Linked DNA regions of Homo sapiens: region 2 is linked to region 1. A link is a loop called in an ENCODE intact Hi-C map of the cell type or tissue named here. Cell type or tissue: K562. All regions are shown on one strand. Links, peaks and the distances in the headings refer to the core of each region. The heading gives the core; the rest is flanking DNA. Region 1 overlaps DYNC1I1 (dynein cytoplasmic 1 intermediate chain 1). Region 2 overlaps SLC25A13 (solute carrier family 25 member 13).

The links. Peaks named below come from ENCODE experiments on the same cell type or tissue, not always from the same donor. Only the 100,000 strongest peaks of a DNase experiment are listed, where the experiment ranks them.
Region 2: it touches region 1 in a loop (4-fold over the local background); 2 of 110 quality-filtered maps call a loop at or near these places.

What each region holds. Positions count from the first base shown.
Region 1 is chr7:95,913,425-95,921,768 of GRCh38, reverse strand. The region is part of intron 6 of DYNC1I1 (dynein cytoplasmic 1 intermediate chain 1); the gene reads right to left. Among named protein-coding and RNA genes, the nearest start is that of DYNC1I1, 150 kb to the right of the region's middle. In K562, for the core only: a CTCF peak has its summit at 5,004 (motif pointing left); a DNase peak (open chromatin) is centred at 5,028.
Region 2 is chr7:96,220,957-96,229,300 of GRCh38, reverse strand. The region is part of intron 4 of SLC25A13 (solute carrier family 25 member 13); the gene reads left to right. Among named protein-coding and RNA genes, the nearest start is that of MIR591, 5.4 kb to the right of the region's middle. In K562, for the core only: a CTCF peak has its summit at 4,433 (motif pointing left); a DNase peak (open chromatin) is centred at 4,400.

The DNA.
Region 1 (8,344 bases), core at 263-8,262:
CAGCAGTCATTTTAAAGAGGAAAACGACATATTCATCATGAGTTGTGTGATAGTCTCATGAGTCACTGGTCAGTCAACACGCTCATAAATGTGGTGCACATTTGACTCCCGGGATTTCATTTTGGAAGGTGACCAGGGTGTGTGCAGACAAGAGAACAATTGAAGAACCCACTGGCTCCTCAAAGACCCCAAGATCACACAAGGAGTTTTGATGATGAAGCCCAGACCATGTGTTTCTTTCTGTAGGCAGAAAAGTCTGTCCCAGACTGTAGTTGAACACTAAGATGGAAACTGTGGAAAGAGCTAGACTTGGTCTGAAATGAATACAAAGGTAATAATGGATTGAAATTGGGGCTTGGGCCTCACACAAGGGCTCTCCCAGAAAGTGTCTCCTTGTCCTCTAGATGTATGGCATATTTAGGAATCTGTAATATTTTTGAACTTTCATAGTCATAATAACATACTCTTTATAGTCATGAAACAATGAAGCCCCCAAAATCTTGATAGGTTTATCAATATGCAGGGTAAATTTTACACATCTTATGAACAGTTCCAGTTTTTGGATGGAAAAGTCGTTTTTTCACCTCAAAGGAAATATATTTAACTTTCTTTTAAAAGTACTGGATTTACTAATGCAAGAAAATACAATGTCATGTCGATAAAGACTATAACAATCTTGGTTTTATGAACATAGCTGTAACATTAATAGCAATGTGCACAGAAAGGGGGAGACCATTTAATTGTTTCTAAACCATCAACTGAAAATTACACAATTCTTGACTGAATGTGAAAGCGGCCATCTACTACTAAGTTACTCAGAGAATCCTCCTCCAAGGATAGTCATGACAATCCTAAAAATGGGGAATGAACTTTCTCATACTTTGGATTCTTAATAAACACCTTCTGTAAGATAAAATTATAAGTCTATTTATAAGCAAAGGCAACCATGGTATTCAGAGCGCTGCAAATGGCACCTATGACAATAATAAATGTGTATGATAGCAAATCTTGGAGAACCTGTTTTCTTTTGTCTAATTTAAAGTCATCTCTTAAAAATCAACCAAGATTTAGGAAAATAATGACACTGAGATGTAGGAACAGTATATGATAATAAGAATTATTTTTTTAAATGAACTTCTAATTTTACAATAGTTTTAGTGTAAAGAAAACTTGCGAAGGCAATACAGTCTCCTTTTGGATGGACCCCTCACCCAGTTTTCCCTATTGTTCACATCATACGTTACTGCATCATTTGTCTCAACCAATACGGACACTCTAGAATCCATTCTTTACTTACAATTCTTAATTTTTACCTAATGTCCTTCTTCTGTTCCAGGATCTTATCCAGGGTACCACATTGCATTTATTCATCATGTCTCCTTAGGTGCCACTAGACATTCCTTGTTTTTGATAACCTTGAGAATTTTTGGGAAAACAGGTCAGGTATTTTCTCTGATATTCTGTTAGTGAAATTTGCGTGATGTTTTTCTCATGATTAGACGGGGTTTGTGGGTGTGGGGGAGGAAGACTACAGAAGTAAAGTGCCATGCTCCTCATCTCATTCTAAAGGCACATGCTACTAACATGATTCATTGCTGTTGATGTTGACTTTGATCGCCTGGCTGAAGCAGTGTCTGTCCAGTTCCTCGACTATAGGATTACTCCTTCCCCCGCTTTCCATATTGTGCTCCTTGGAAAGGAGTTGCTATGCACAACCCCACACTTCAGGTGTGGGGAGCTATGCTTCACCTCCTTGAAGATACAAAATTTACATAAATTATCTGAGATCCTTCTGTATGGGAGATTTGTCTATTTTCTCTCTTTATATTTATTTATTACATCATTTACGTTTACTTTATTATGGACTCCTGGCTATGTATTTTCTACTTTTGAGAATAATCCAATAATACGCTATTCATTTCATTGCTCAAGTAGTTCCAGCTTTGACCACTGGGAACTCTTTCAGTTTGCTCCTAAAGATTACTTTTTAAGAAGTTAATACATCTTTCCTGTTCTCACTTCATATTTTTCCCCAAATTATATATGAGAAGAGCATGCCAATTTTCATGTTGATTTTGAGCTGTTTTAAATATCAAAAACAGATTTTTAGATTTGGTATGTGACAGCTCACACAGAGAGGACATCTTAGTTGGTGGACAATAAAATGTTTGCCCAGAGTCCAACTAGTCCTCTTAATTAAAACTATGAATTGTTGCAGCTTTTCTCATATGATGTCATAACTTTTTCTCTTTTACTTTGTTTTACATATTTACCTAGAAGTGGCCATGAAAAGAAGCTGATTTTTAAATTATTTAGAAACATGAAACCAAACATCAAACGTGATTAACTCTGTTTGTGAAATTAATCTATATTTATGAAAATAGAATGGATATCATATGGTATTTAGAGATAAAATTAGCATAGCATATTTCTAGCTAGCCAACCCAGAAATAACTTTCTTCCTAGTCTTTGGAAAAACCTCTAAGTCTGTAACATAGGGTCAGCAACAAAATATTATGTCTAGTTTTTTTTTATTTTTGTGAGGGGGATAGTGTAACCTATGGAAAACATTATTCAGATATTTCAGTAGAATTAATTGCTAATTTGCAAGAATGCATAGCCTTATATGAATATATAAAAATACACAGCAAAACTCTAGTTTATTACTGAGCAAACAATCAGCATGTTGTCATTCAACTGTCATTCCATAATATTTCTGAGTTGCCTACTCTGTACAAAAGGAACAACTTCTTCAGTGTCCCTCCCATCTTGTCCTCAAAGGCTAGAGTAAAAAACAGTTCCTAAAACTGTTGAGAAGTACTCTTTTAAGAAGATCTCACAAGATTTAAGTTCTGATACATTGTCTATTAAAATGGAAAAGTCATGAATTCTGGGAAATTGAGGTTGTTCCCCAAATGATAATATTTATGGTATTGTTTAAGGGAAAATAATGGGGGGCATGGTAAACAAAACTGTGTTCTAACAATGAAGAATTTCAAATAAGCAATGCAAAGGAAAACAGAGAAAACTCAGCTCTCTATAAATTTTCGCCTTAAGGCCTCAGCAACCTTCCATTCACCTCTAGGAAGTTAGTTCTTTCTTTTTCCAAAGGAATTTCTTCAGCTTGACTGCTTTTACAGGTGCCAACAGCAACAAACCATCACAAAAAAAGGCAACTGCTAAATGGCACACACATGCACACCCACACATGCACATGTGTGCACACACAGACACACCCACATACTTCTCTCCTTTTTACATCTATGCTTCCACAATTTCCCTCATGAACAAGAAGCTGTTTTGCCACCGCCAGGAAGGGTGGGGAGCCCCTTAGCCCTTCTTCCTTGGTTAGCAAGTGGGGAGGAGAAGAACAAGAGAAAGGAAATGGCTGAAAGGAAAACTACAGACCCACAGGAACAACAACACCAACAAAAAACCACACCAGGCAGTGATCACTAGTGGACACTTAGACCGAGAGGCAGGGAAATTATAATGTGGCCCATAAGGTGTGAAGTGGCATAAAGAAAGCCTGACTTCCTTATTTAATGTAATCAATCAAGATTAAATGGATTCTCCTGTGCAACAGAAGAGTAAGGTTTTTTGCTCCCTCCACCAATTTGAAGACAGGGAAACGGAGGCAGAAAGGTCAGCTGACCTCCTGAAGGCCACCCAGCAAGCCTCAGCTTCTCTTTAAAATAAAGGTTTACTTTAGATACTCAAATAGACATTTTTAAATGTTGTTCAAATCCAAAAACCTCAACCACTGGTCCTCATGTTTACAGTTCAGGATTATACAAATTTCCCTTGGTCCTCTGAGGCCTCATCTAAGAGACTTGATTGATGCTCTCCTGCAGCCCCAGGCCAAGGGGCAGAATGTTTCACGGAGAACACAGCCATTAGCTAATGGAAGACATTTTTCATCCTGTGGAAGGACAGCCGACTGCAGCCAGCTACAGGGCCGGCCAAAAGTGGCACCTACCAGCTATGAAGGACGGCGAGTGCCCAGTGCCCACAAGGTGAAGAAAAACCACATGAAGCAAAGTTCAGATCCACTGAGAACTTTATCACGATGCTGTTGGCACAAACTGACGCCATCACAAAGATGACTAGCAAATGCAATTCCCGTGGTATTTTTGATACTTTCTATTTCACCACAACGTCTTCAGCAACTTGTACCGTTTTTGAATGACTGAAGGGATTGGGGATGGGGTTCTGTAAATATACCTATATAAGTGGTGGGGGTTCCAGAATGTCTCAGGAGGAGGTGCTTAAGCATAGCATTTTCTTTGGAAGGGTACTCGGGAGAGCTCTGGCTAGAAAGTTCGACTTGACGCTGTATTTACATAGCAGTTTATAATATTTTATAAATATTGAGGGACTGTCAATAGTTCATCTCAAAGAATGGAGGTGCTGGAAGGGATATAAAAGGTCTTCCTCCGATCACCTCTCAGCACTGCCTGCCTGAAAGGAGAGAAAGCTTTTGAGTCTATAAAATCATGCCCCTCCCACCCGCTTCTCGCTACCGAAGCCACGGACACCCCGTCCCCAGTCCACAATCCAGAGGCCAAGGTCGCACAGATATTTTCTCGTCATTGCACCAGGTCAGGGGATAACTGGCAAGGCCGGTTGGAAAGTGAAAGTGTAAACAGGCTTTTATTTTCCCCTTCTTTTGGCTCTCCATGAATACAACTTTCACATAAGAACCTCAAGCTGATGGAAAAATTAGATAATCACACCCGGTTGCCCTCAACTACCATACTCATCCTTACTGTGGGTCAGCTAAGGGCTCCGCAGAAAAGGGAAGAAACACTAATTGCCTGGTTTTATTGATGCCTTTGGGGAAACGAAATAGAAAAAGACACAAAGAAACAACTTTGATGAATTTAAGACAGTTTTCTCGTTCTGATTGCTTTGACTGAATTAAGATAATTTCCATGTTTTTGAAAGTGCTGAAATCAGGCTGTGAGCAGTTTTCTAAAAAGTAAGCCAGCAGCGCCCTCTACTGGCCATTTTTTGTGCAGCGTGCGGAATCCAAGACAGGACAAAGCGGCAAAACTGGGTTTAAGAGACAGGGAAATGTCCGAGGGAAGGCTGCGTATGTCAAAAAAACAATGAATGGTCACATAATAAAGGTCAGATGTGAAATCGTAGCTATTTCTCAATGGTCAGGTAAGTACTCTGTCATAAGATATATGAAAATTCGGCCCTTATATGGAAAACACAAAAAGAAAATGGAGAACAACTCAGATCTAATAGAACACAAATGTCTACTGATTATTCTATCGTTTTTATAAATAAACATATTCAAATATTAAACAAAATTTTCCCCTTTAGAGGAAACTGTTCAAATAAACATGGAGTGATATTTCTGAAACTCACATAATTTAGGCCAGTTTTTCCACTCAGATCCACACTCTGCTTACATACTCCAGTTTCAAATTTAAGGCGAAGAAAAGCTCGCCAATCAAAGGCTTTTATTGGCAATGGAAAATAAAGTTCTCTAAGCCCACAATGAAGTGACTTTATATGGGAAATATTTCATTTTGAGAAATGTTTTTATACTTGAGAAAGATAATTTTTAGTTAGAAATATTTCCATCTGTGGCTAGTTTCTTTTAAATAAATATTTTAAATATGGGCACCAGTATGACTTCTAGATGTTCTTTGTTAAGCAGTTCAGACAGAATGGTATAGTGCTGGGCATATATTCTTAGAGAAAAATCAAATCTCAAAGCTTCAAAAGTCAACAGATTCTAAGAGTACTGATAACTAGGTATTTACTTGAAGGCAAATCAATCTCTTTTCAGGTTGGGGAGATCACTTTGTTGTTGTTGAACAGATACGGATGAAAAGACTACCAAGCGCAGTTTCACTTTCTCTGCCTGTGAGCTGCAATGGGAAACCCTATTTATTGGCACATCCCAACTTAAACAGAAGAAATATCCTAACCTAACTGGAAAGCAAACAACTAAAATTTTTTTTGTTAATATGGGAATTTAGATCGTATAAATGTATAGCCCATTTGAGTGAAAAGAGAAATTTTCTCATTTCATTTCATTGACAACGAGGAATTGCATTCTGTGAATTTATGACTTTTATTTGACAGCAATTTGCCAGAGTCCTGTAGACAGTAGCACTGAAAAAAACACATTAAATACAGTGAGAGTTTCTCACACATATAGATTTATATAGTTTTATAGCTCCAAGTGAACAGGAGAATCATTTAATCTGACCCCACTCCATCAGGACATAACTCTTCTTGGTATTCAATAAATTGTTTAAAAAAATAGCTTTACCTGAAGTGTATAGAAATAAAACATAAATATGCTTCAATGATTTGGGTTTATAAAATACAAATTAAACAGAAAAATCAAAGCTCTGGAGATAGATGTAAGTTCAAATCCCAGCAACCCATCTCTTTAGCTATGTGACTTTGTTCGTGTTAGTCAAATCTTTCTGATCTCAGGCTCCTGATCTGTAAATACTTTTCAGGGTTGTACTGGAGATAATAATGCACAAAGCTTCTGGAACAAAAGTGCTCAATGAATGATAGCTATTACTATAGTTCGTTATTATGTGTTTGTCCTCCTTGGCTGTCTTTGTGACCATACAAAAATGTCACGCTTTCTGAATTAGGAAGAACTTAATTATCTAAGTAACATGAAGGAAATGCTGGCACATGAAATACAGTTAATTCACTATGTCATTTAAGATATAACTGAGATCATTCATTTCAGGGTCAAGCAATGGATCTCGAGGGGCACAGAGTAGAAAATAAAATGCCACCAGATTTTTGCTTTAATCAAAAGTCTCATCTTAATTAAAAAGCAAACAAGTGATTCCATTTAAGAGAAGTACATGAGCAATTTCATTTGCTCAGTTTCCCTTTTAGGACATGACTTCTGATTACTCAAACAAGACTTCTGGAGGAAAAGGCCACGAGACCATGTGCCACAGATGGGCACAGCTGGCACCCAGCCGGGAGAATTCAGACTAGACCTCTGTAATGAATTTAAGGGAAAACATGAATTAATGCAAATGCCAATTCCTCAAACGCAGACTTCATTCTCAAATTGCACACCAGTGGAGCCACTAATAAATTATTAGGTAGTTTCATTTTGAAATGCTTGTCCAACATTAACTAATTTGACCATATGATATTTTCAAAGGGATAATTATTATTCTCATCTTGCAGATGGGGAAATAAAGCAGGATGATCATCACATTTAAAAAGGAACATTATTTCATATTATGACTAATACCATATTCAGTTACCAATTTTATTAAAGGGTGAAAATATTTTGTCTGCATCAAAAAAAGACATGACTGACCCAATATGGGTAAGAAGTGTATTTTGAGCTTTCTTTTTAAATTATTTGCTCTCTTCCATAATCCACAACCCGCAGAAAGGATTTCAAGTGGCCTATAAAAATAACCATAATACAAAAGGATACAGTAAATAATCAGGAATGTTCTAATGAGGGGAAATATTAGAGCCATGGACAAGAAAGCAGCCCCATCCTATTCAGCTACTGGAAGTGGCTTAAAGCTTCCTAGTGAGTAAAGAAAATGAAAATAGTAATATGATTCATGATGTCATAGATGAAATGTGCTTTGAATTGTTTTTCCAGGAGTAACAGGTCTGGTGCCCCATTCAGGCCTTCTTGCCTGGTACTTCCAATAAACCTATCAACCCAGTCCCTGCCTGGGTGAATGTATAGCTCTGGCCATGAAACAGGTCAAAGCTAAAAGGCTTGCAAACAGATCAAATGCACAATTCTGCCCAAGATCAGAGCTTCTCACCTGGTGTGCCACTAAGGGGTCACAAGTGTGTTGTAAGCAACTGATATCCTCAGCCCTGGGATGAGGATGGGGCTACCTCCTTCATTTATCCCAGTGTTCCATGCAAATACTCTGATATTAATGCAAAAAGATTAGGAAGCACAACTACAGACAACTGAATTATTAAACCCATAGCATTATTAGTGAATAGAGACTAAAAATCAGACTCATAATCCAAAAGACTGGCAAGGATGCCATTTCCCTAATTCTATGTGTTACCCATGTGTATTAGTCCTTTCTCATGCTGTTAATAAAGATATACCTGAGACTAGGTAAGAGGTTTAATGGACTCACAGTTCCACTTGGCTAGGAGGCCTCATAATCATGGAAGAAGGCAAAGGAAGAGCAAAGGCATGTCTTATGTGGCAGCAGGCAAGAGAGTGCATACAGGGGAACTGCCCTTTATAAAACCATCAGTTCTTGTGAGACTTATTCACTATCACGAGAACAGCATGGGAAAACCTGCCCCCGTGATTCAATTACCTCCAACAGGGTCCCATCCA
Region 2 (8,344 bases), core at 76-8,075, 310 kb before region 1:
TACAATCCTCTAGCTAGACATAAAAGTTCTCCAAGTGCCCATCAGATTAGCTAGATACAGAGTGCTGATTGGAGCATATACAATCCTCCTGCTAGACATAAAAGTTCTCCGAGTCCCCACCCGACTCAGGAGCCCAGCTGGCTTCACCTAGTAGATCCCGCACTGGGGCTGCGGGCGGAGCTGCCCATCAGTCCCACGCCATGCGCCTGCACTCCTCAGCCCTTGGGTGGTCGGTGGGACCTGGGCGCTGCGGAGCAGGGGGCGGCACCCGTTGGGGAGGCTCAGGCTGCATGGGAGCCCACGGGGTTGGGGGGACTTGGGCATGGCGGGCTCCAGCTCCTGACAGCCCTGCCCCGCCGGGAGTCAGCTGAGGCCCGGTGAGAATTCGAGTGCAGCGTGGGTGGGCCAGGAGTGCTGGGGGACCCAGCACACCCTCCACAGCTGCTGGCATAGGTGCTAAGCCCCTCAGTGCCCAGGGCTGGCGGTGCTGGCCATCCACTCCGAGTGCAGGGCCCGCGGAGCCCACGCCCACCCAGAACTCACGCTGGCCCACGAGCACTGTGGGCAGCCACGGTTCCTGCCCACACGGTCTATCTCCACACCTCCCTGCAAGCAGAGGGAGCTGGCTCTGGCCTCGGCCCAGAGAGGGGCTCCCACAGTGCAGTGGCAGGCTGAAGGGCTCCTCAAGTGTGGCCAGAGTGGGCGCCGAGGCCGAGGAGGCGCCTAGAGCGAGCGAGGACTGCCAGCACATTGTCACCTCTCAGTGGTACCAGTTAACACTCATGCCATCATTGCATGATGGTTTTATTTTAGATCTTTGCCAGTTGGTATCAGCCATTTTTATTTTAGTGATATCTCACTGTGTGGCTTCAATGAGCATTTATTTCCCTGATTCCTAATGGGTTATATGACATTTTTCCATATTTATTGGCCATTTGGCTATCTTCTTCAGTCATGTGCGTATTTTCTGGATACAAGACCTCTGAGGGTTATATGTTTCACAGATTCTTTACTCTGTGACTTGCACTGTAACTCATTTGAGTCTTGAGGAACATAAGTTTCTAATTTTAATGTAGTACAAATTATCAGCATTTTCTTTTGTGGATAGCTCTTTTTGTGTCCTGTTTAAAAAATCTAGGCCAGGCACAGTGATTCCCACCTGTAATCCCAGCACTTTGGGAGGCCAAGGCGGGTGGATCACCTGAGGTCAGGAGTTTGAAACCAGCCTGTCCAACACAGTGAAACCCTGTCTTTAGTAAAAATACAAAAATGAGCTGGGTGTGGTGGCAGCACCTGTAATCCCAGCTACTCAGGAGGCTGAGGCAGGAGAATCGCTTGAACCCAGGAGGCAAAGGTTACAGTGAGCCGACATCATGCCATTGCACTCCAGCCTGGGTGACAAGAGCGAAACTCTGGCTCAAAACAGAAAAAAAAAATTCTTTGTTTTCCTCCGGGTCAGGAAGATATTCTCCTATGTTATCTTCCAGAAGTTTGCTTTCCTTTCAGATTTACATTTTAATCTTTCTAGAATTTGTTATATTTTTGCATGGTACTAAAGGTAAAGGTCAAGATTCTTCCCTGGCCCTCTTCCCCAAGGATATGTCGATTGCCTGGCACCATTTATTAAAAAGATGGTTCTTTTCTTTATTGCACTGCAGTGGTACTACTATCATAAATCCAGTATGGGACTGTATCTGAATGCTCCATTCTTTTTACATTATTGTATATTCTCCGCTAATACTATACTATCTTAATTACTACAGCTTTATAAGTCATATCTGGTTAGGTTTTCAACTTTATTCTTTAAGATTATCTCGGCTATTCTTGGCCCTATTCACTATCAAAACAATTTTAGAGTAAGTCATTAATTTCCACAAACATCCTGCTGGGATTTCACATGCTATTGCCTTGAATATGTATAATATCTATATGTATATGTATAAATAAATGTTTTATTCCTTTAAGAATTTTTAAAGTTTTTAAATAAAAGTTTATTTAATAACAAGTGTTAGTCTGTCTATATCTCACTACTCTGGAAATTTTGAGTTGATGAACACTACAAATTTTGAAAGAGAAAGGAACACATCTATGTTATTTGTTATCTAAAGATGCTGGTGCATGTGTACAATTTTGCAGATAGGACTACTGCCAAGGATGAATCAGTGCTAAGTACCTCAGAAGGAAGGTAGTAGAAACGTGAGCTGAATTTTATATTTGAGATAACAAATAAGTATTACCTTCTTAAAAGTTCATAAATATTTCAATAGATATATTTTACTACATATTGAATATAATACATTTAAAGAAACTTCAGAATTATGTGAGTTGGAATGTTACCAATACTGTCAAATTTTGGTTACCATAGTGGATGGGAGGGGTATTCAAAGGGAGTAAATCATGGTGGAAGACAAGCAGGGTAAGAAGAGGAAAGAAAAAATGATATTAATTGCCTAGTCATTTGTAACCAAAGCAGAGAAATAATAAATAAGGGAATAAGCTGTCATTATATTAATTATAAATCTGTGCTATTATGTGAGGAGACATTTACACAAATTTGTTTTTGAAATTTAAGGTCTTTTCTCTTTAAACTTAGTGTTTCGAATGTCAACATAGTTTTCTTTTTCTTTCTTTTCTTTTTTATGGTGTTATTTTTTATACTAGATCACGGGTGGCAAACATTTTCTATAAGGGTAAGATAGTAAATGTGTTGGTGCAGTCCCTGTGGAAAATAGTTATGGAGATTCTGACAAAAATTTACAAATAGAAGTACCATATGATCCACCAATCTCACTTCTGGATATTTATCCAAAAATCAGGATCTCAAAGAGGTATCAGAACTCTCATGTTCATCGCAGCACTGTTCGCAACAGCCAAATGTGGAAATGACCTAAATGCCCATCCACAGCTGAATGGGTAAAGAAAATTTATATACATAGAATATTATTCAGCCATAAAGTCCTGCCATACATGACAACATGAATGAACCTTGAGGACACTACGAGTGAAATAAGCCAGCCACAGAAGACAAATATTACATGATTCTACTTATATGAGACACCTGAAATAGGCAGATTCATAGAATCAAAGAGTGGTGGCTACCAGGGGCTGTGAGGAGGGGGAATGGGGATTTACTAATCAGCCGGCATAAAGTTTTGGTTAAGCAAGATGAGTAAGTTCTAGAAATCTCCTGCACAACATTGTGCTGATAGTTAACGATATTATTTTGTACACTTAAAAATCTATTAAGGGTAGATCTCATGTTAAGTGTTTTTTTCCACCAAAAAAAAAAGATTTTATTTTCATTTTTTGAAAGAGGTGAGGTAATTGGTCGTGTAGATATGGGGATGGAGGAGGGGAGACTGTCGCAGGCAGAAAATAATAGCCATTTCCCGGGTTCTAAGCGCGGAGTCTGTTTGATACATTTGAGGAACGTTTTAGGGAGAGAGACTATAAACAAATACAAAAAATATGATGTCAGAATATCCTGTTTGTATGTAAAGCAGGCTAAGTGGGTAGAAAGCATGGAAGCTATCTGAGCAGATCTAGAGGAGTGACCAAAGATGCATTAATACTGAACTGGCATGATATGGGCTTTGTATTCCATGAAGGGTTGGAGCTGTGGGGGTCTGGAAGTGATGGCCACTTTGGAAGTGCCACAAACAGTGGAGGCTGGGAATAACAGAGGCCTGGACTGGAGTCATATCTCGGGACCCCACCTGGGCCATTCCTTTTTTTTTTCTTTCTTGGTTTCTTTCTTTTTTTTTTTTCTTTTGAAACAAGGTCTGTCACCCAGGCTGGAGTGATCTGGGTTCACTGCAGCCTCAACATGCCTGACTCAAGTGATCCTTCCACCTTAGCGTCCTGAGTAGCTGGGACTACAGGTGGCGCTACCATGTCCAGCTAACTTTATTTTTATTTTCGTAAAGGTGAGTTTAACTATGTTGCCCAGACTAATCTCAAACTCCTAGGCTCAAGCAATCCTCCCGCCTTGGCTTCCCAAGATGCTAGGATTACAGGCATGAGCCACTGCACACTGGGCTGTTCCTGAGAGCTAATCTGTATGACTTGGCTCCCGATTGGCCATGGGTGAGAGGAAGGGGGCCAAAGGAAAGGAAGAAGAACCAGGTGGTAGCTACTGGTCTTGTTCTGTTCCCAAGATATGTGGTTTTACATAATCTCATGAGAGAAGTAAGGTAACCATCATTTTTATTTTAAAATACATGCCAACCTCTGGGCTAAGTATTTTTGGTATAATTTATTATTTAATTATTGTAGCCTAGAAGGTCTATACTATTATAATTCTCATTTTCTGTAGAGGAAATAGACATGGGGAAGTTGAGTAAGTGGCCACAGTCATAGTGTTGCCTGTGATGGAGCTGGGAGAGCAGCCTGATCCTGGCTGACTGTTCTTCACTGTGCCACACTGCCTCCCTCTGGTGTTGATACTCATGCTTTTGGAGCAAGCCCACTGTAATCCAGATAGGTGTCAGTTAGCCCATTGTGGTCTCAGTCTGTATCAGACATTAGAAGGATTTAATATTTTTCATGAAGTAAAGAACAATAGGCAAATGCATTAGTTACGATTTTTTTTCACTATGGTGGAAAGTAATAAGGAAGAGAACGTACCTGGCTTAGAGTTACCAGTGTACATAGAAAGTTGCCTTGGTTCCAGCTATCTGGATAACTTGTTGAGATGCACACGATGTGAGTTTTACCCAGAAAAGCTTTATCTTTTGATATGAACAGAATTCTGACTGAAGGGGAGAATCACAGGACGATAGGGAAGGGTGAGGAGATGGTCTGTGTCCAGGTTGAGGATAGAGGGGAACCATAGTAGAGGAGGCCCTTGATTGAGGGGTGCAGCTTAAGAGACCTGAGTACTTGGGAGGGTGGTTGTCAGGGCACCAACGACAGGGCCGGGCCCTTAAGCAAGAGTAATTATTTCATATGAGAAGCAATTAGGAGTCACTACAAGGTCTTTGGAGGACAGGGATAGGATCAGAATGATGCTTGGAAGAGATGATTTTTGCTGAGTTGACTAGAGTGGGGCAAAGCCAGGGGTACCATGCCAGTGATCATTATTTAGGCTTCACAGTATCTATGTGAAGCCAGCGTATAGTCACCCCACTTTGTGAGTGGAAGAGCTGAAAGTCAGGGTTTGGAAGGACTTACCTGGTGTGTGAGCAGGTTGGTACAGACATGTTGTGAGTGATAGTTTCTCAGACACTTTCCTGTTACTGTATTTCTTATTTAATGTTGCGGGGGGTGCAAAACATTTCCATTGTGGGTTTTAAGAAAGAGTACCTGTGTGGATGTGTGGGTGTGTTTAATGAAACTGTCGATCTGAACTATTTGGCATATATACCAGTGATGTATCTTATAATGCTAATTTAAGACATTACCTATTCCTACTTACTGATATTTCTTAAGTTGTTGTACCACATTAATAGCCTAGCTCCACAGTAGCAGAGAGATTGAATACTACTTTTTTTTTTTTTTTTTTTTTTTTTTCAGAGATGGAGTCTCGCTCTGTTGCCCCGGCTGGAGTGCAGTGGCACAATCTCGGCTCACTGCAAGCTCTGCTTCCCGGGTTCAAGCAATTCTCCTGCCTCAGCCTCCCGGGTAGCCGGGACTACAGGCGCACATCGCCACGCCCAGCTAATTTTTGTATTTTAGTAGAGATGGGGTTTCACCGTTGTTGCCCAGGCTGGTCTGGAACTCCTGAGCTGAGGCAATCCACCCGCCTCGGCCTCCCAAAGTACTAGGATTACAGGCGTGAGCCACCGTGCCTAGCCGAGAGCTTGAATACCTGCTTTTATCTGAGGAAAGTCACAAGTAGACCCCCTGAAAATTCAAAGTATGATCTATACAATACCAGTTTCTTAGGTTAAACTCCCAAATGTTTTCTTGCATTATGCTATTACATGTTTCTCTCTTCCTTTGACTTTTTAAATTTATTTTTCAGTACACTGAACAAGATTTCATGAAATATGTTTTACGTGCAATTTTAAAGTTATCCTTAATACCTGAATGTAACCCAATTTCATTACAAGTGTTGGTGGTAATGATGGTGTGTGCATGTTTATGTTCTGCAGTTTTTAATTAAACTTTAAAGTCAAGGGTTCTCAACTCTTTGCCTGGATAAGTATCAGGGAGTCTGTGAATGGCTATGGTTGTTTGTAATATTTCGTCTAAATGAGCTTTTTTTTTTTCCTGGGGAAAAATTGTGTAGGTTTTAGCAAATCTCACAGAGGTCAGTGAGCTGCCCTTTAAAGATAAAAGCTGCTTTTTATAGAGGGGCAGTTGAACTAGTAGACATATATCTTATTTAACACTTTTCCAGCATTGCTGTTAAAGACATTGATTGTAGAATAGTTTATGTATGACTTCAAAATGTAATGATAATCAGTTTTTGGATGCCTTTTGGTTTTGGATATATGAAGAAACAAAATGTATCAGACAACCTATATATAATACAAGAGACAGATTGGAAAATACATTTTTCTGTAACTGAAGTAAATGTAGAGTAACTAACGAATTATTAAAAATACAAAAAGAGCCGGGCGCAGTGGCTCACACCTGTAATCCCAGCACTTTGGGAGGCTGAGGCGGGCGGATCACAAGGTCAAGAGATCGAGACCATCCTGGCCAACACGGTGAAACCCCGTCGCTACTAAAAATACAAAAATTAGCTGGGCATGGTGGCATGTGCCTGTAGTCCCAGCTACTCAGGAGGCTGAGGCAGGAGAATAACTTGAACCCAGGAGGTGGAGGTTGCAGTGAGCCGAGATCGTGCCACCACACTCCAGCCTGGTGACAGAGCAATATTCTGTCTCAAAAATAAATAAACAAAATAAAATACAGAAAGAACTGTTTGGTTGGCTGGCTAGTGAGACCTCTGAAAGGGAATTGGTTCTGATTCTCATGAAGACCAAAATGGAAGAAACTAGTCTACACCCTGTGCCACACTGGGAGGCCTGGGCTGGCTCGCCACTGCAGCTCTGCCAGTTAGCATGGAGTCTGAAAGAAACTGGTCCAGTTTTGCCCTTTATTGGAAACTACAGTGACCTTTTGTCCTTTAATCTTCACTATTGAAATATATTGTAAGTTTAGTAACTATAGAGAAGCGTTTCTTGTTTATGTTAATAAGTGGCATGTGGAAAAGGGCTCTCCTAAGAGAGAATCATAAAGCCTGGAACTTTTAATTTATTAAGGCTCTGAGAAGTCCTGCGGAAAAAATAAATCTATTTAACTTTGTTTAAATTGTAGTTTAGCAAACTTATTATATTTGCACCAACTTTTCTCTTGTGTCTCTCCCACTAAACAAAACCCACAGAACCGGGGCGATTTCTAAGCTAGTTAATTCTTAATTCTAAGCGAGTCCTCAGTTAGTTAATTCTCTGATGTGGATGTAATTGTTTGGAGGGACCCTTTCTGAGTTCAACTTAGATTGTGTCCAGGAACACCTGCTATGATGAAATTGGTGTGCTTTGGGAAAATGGGTAGGCTAGATGACATTAGGAAATGTGTGGAAACACCCACTCAGTCACTTCGATTCAGGTTGCAGAAAATGATGGGAGTTAAAAGTATGGAAATGAGAAGTTTCGAAGTTAAGCACTCAAATTTAATATTAAATATATAAAGCTAGAGGAATGCTGGTATTGGATTGGAAGAAGGCAGACTTTACCCATCATTTTTAAGCTTGCTGGAAAGGAAGGTCATTTGTTACTGTCTTTGTAAAGACACTTCGAAAATGAAATATTCGAAAAGATAGCTGAGGGAGAAGGTGGTGAAGAATCAGAAGAAACGTTACTTGGGGAAAGTTCTTCATTAATATTGGTTCTGATTTTGGTGTTTCACAAAAATAATGTGTCATTTTGATGAAAGAAAAATATTGCCCTGCAGTAGATTTGATTTTATTTTATGAGAGGTAAAGAGGGGGCTGAGTATATTCTCTTATACATGCTTACATCCCAAATAGAGAGTAAGAATTTCGAATAAGAACAGTATGAGTTTTGAAAGTAAATAGTCTCTATGTTGATAAGAATTGTGGCATGCCTGGGTACTGAGTATCTTTTCAGAGATCCTAGAGACTGTCCAGAAACTGTTCCAGTTCATTGGGTCAAAAATCCACTATTTACGAAAAGCTAAATACGGATTTGCACGATTGACCATAATGGCTTCAATTTTGAAAGATAGTAGTATCAGAGAGCACTTCCAGTTGGTGGGATAATTTAAGAATCGCCCGTGCTCAAATGGCTAAAATATTGTACTTTTTGCTACTTCATCACTCCATTTTAAAAATAGAGAGGGGGAGAAAAGAAGGCAGACCTGTTGAGAAGGT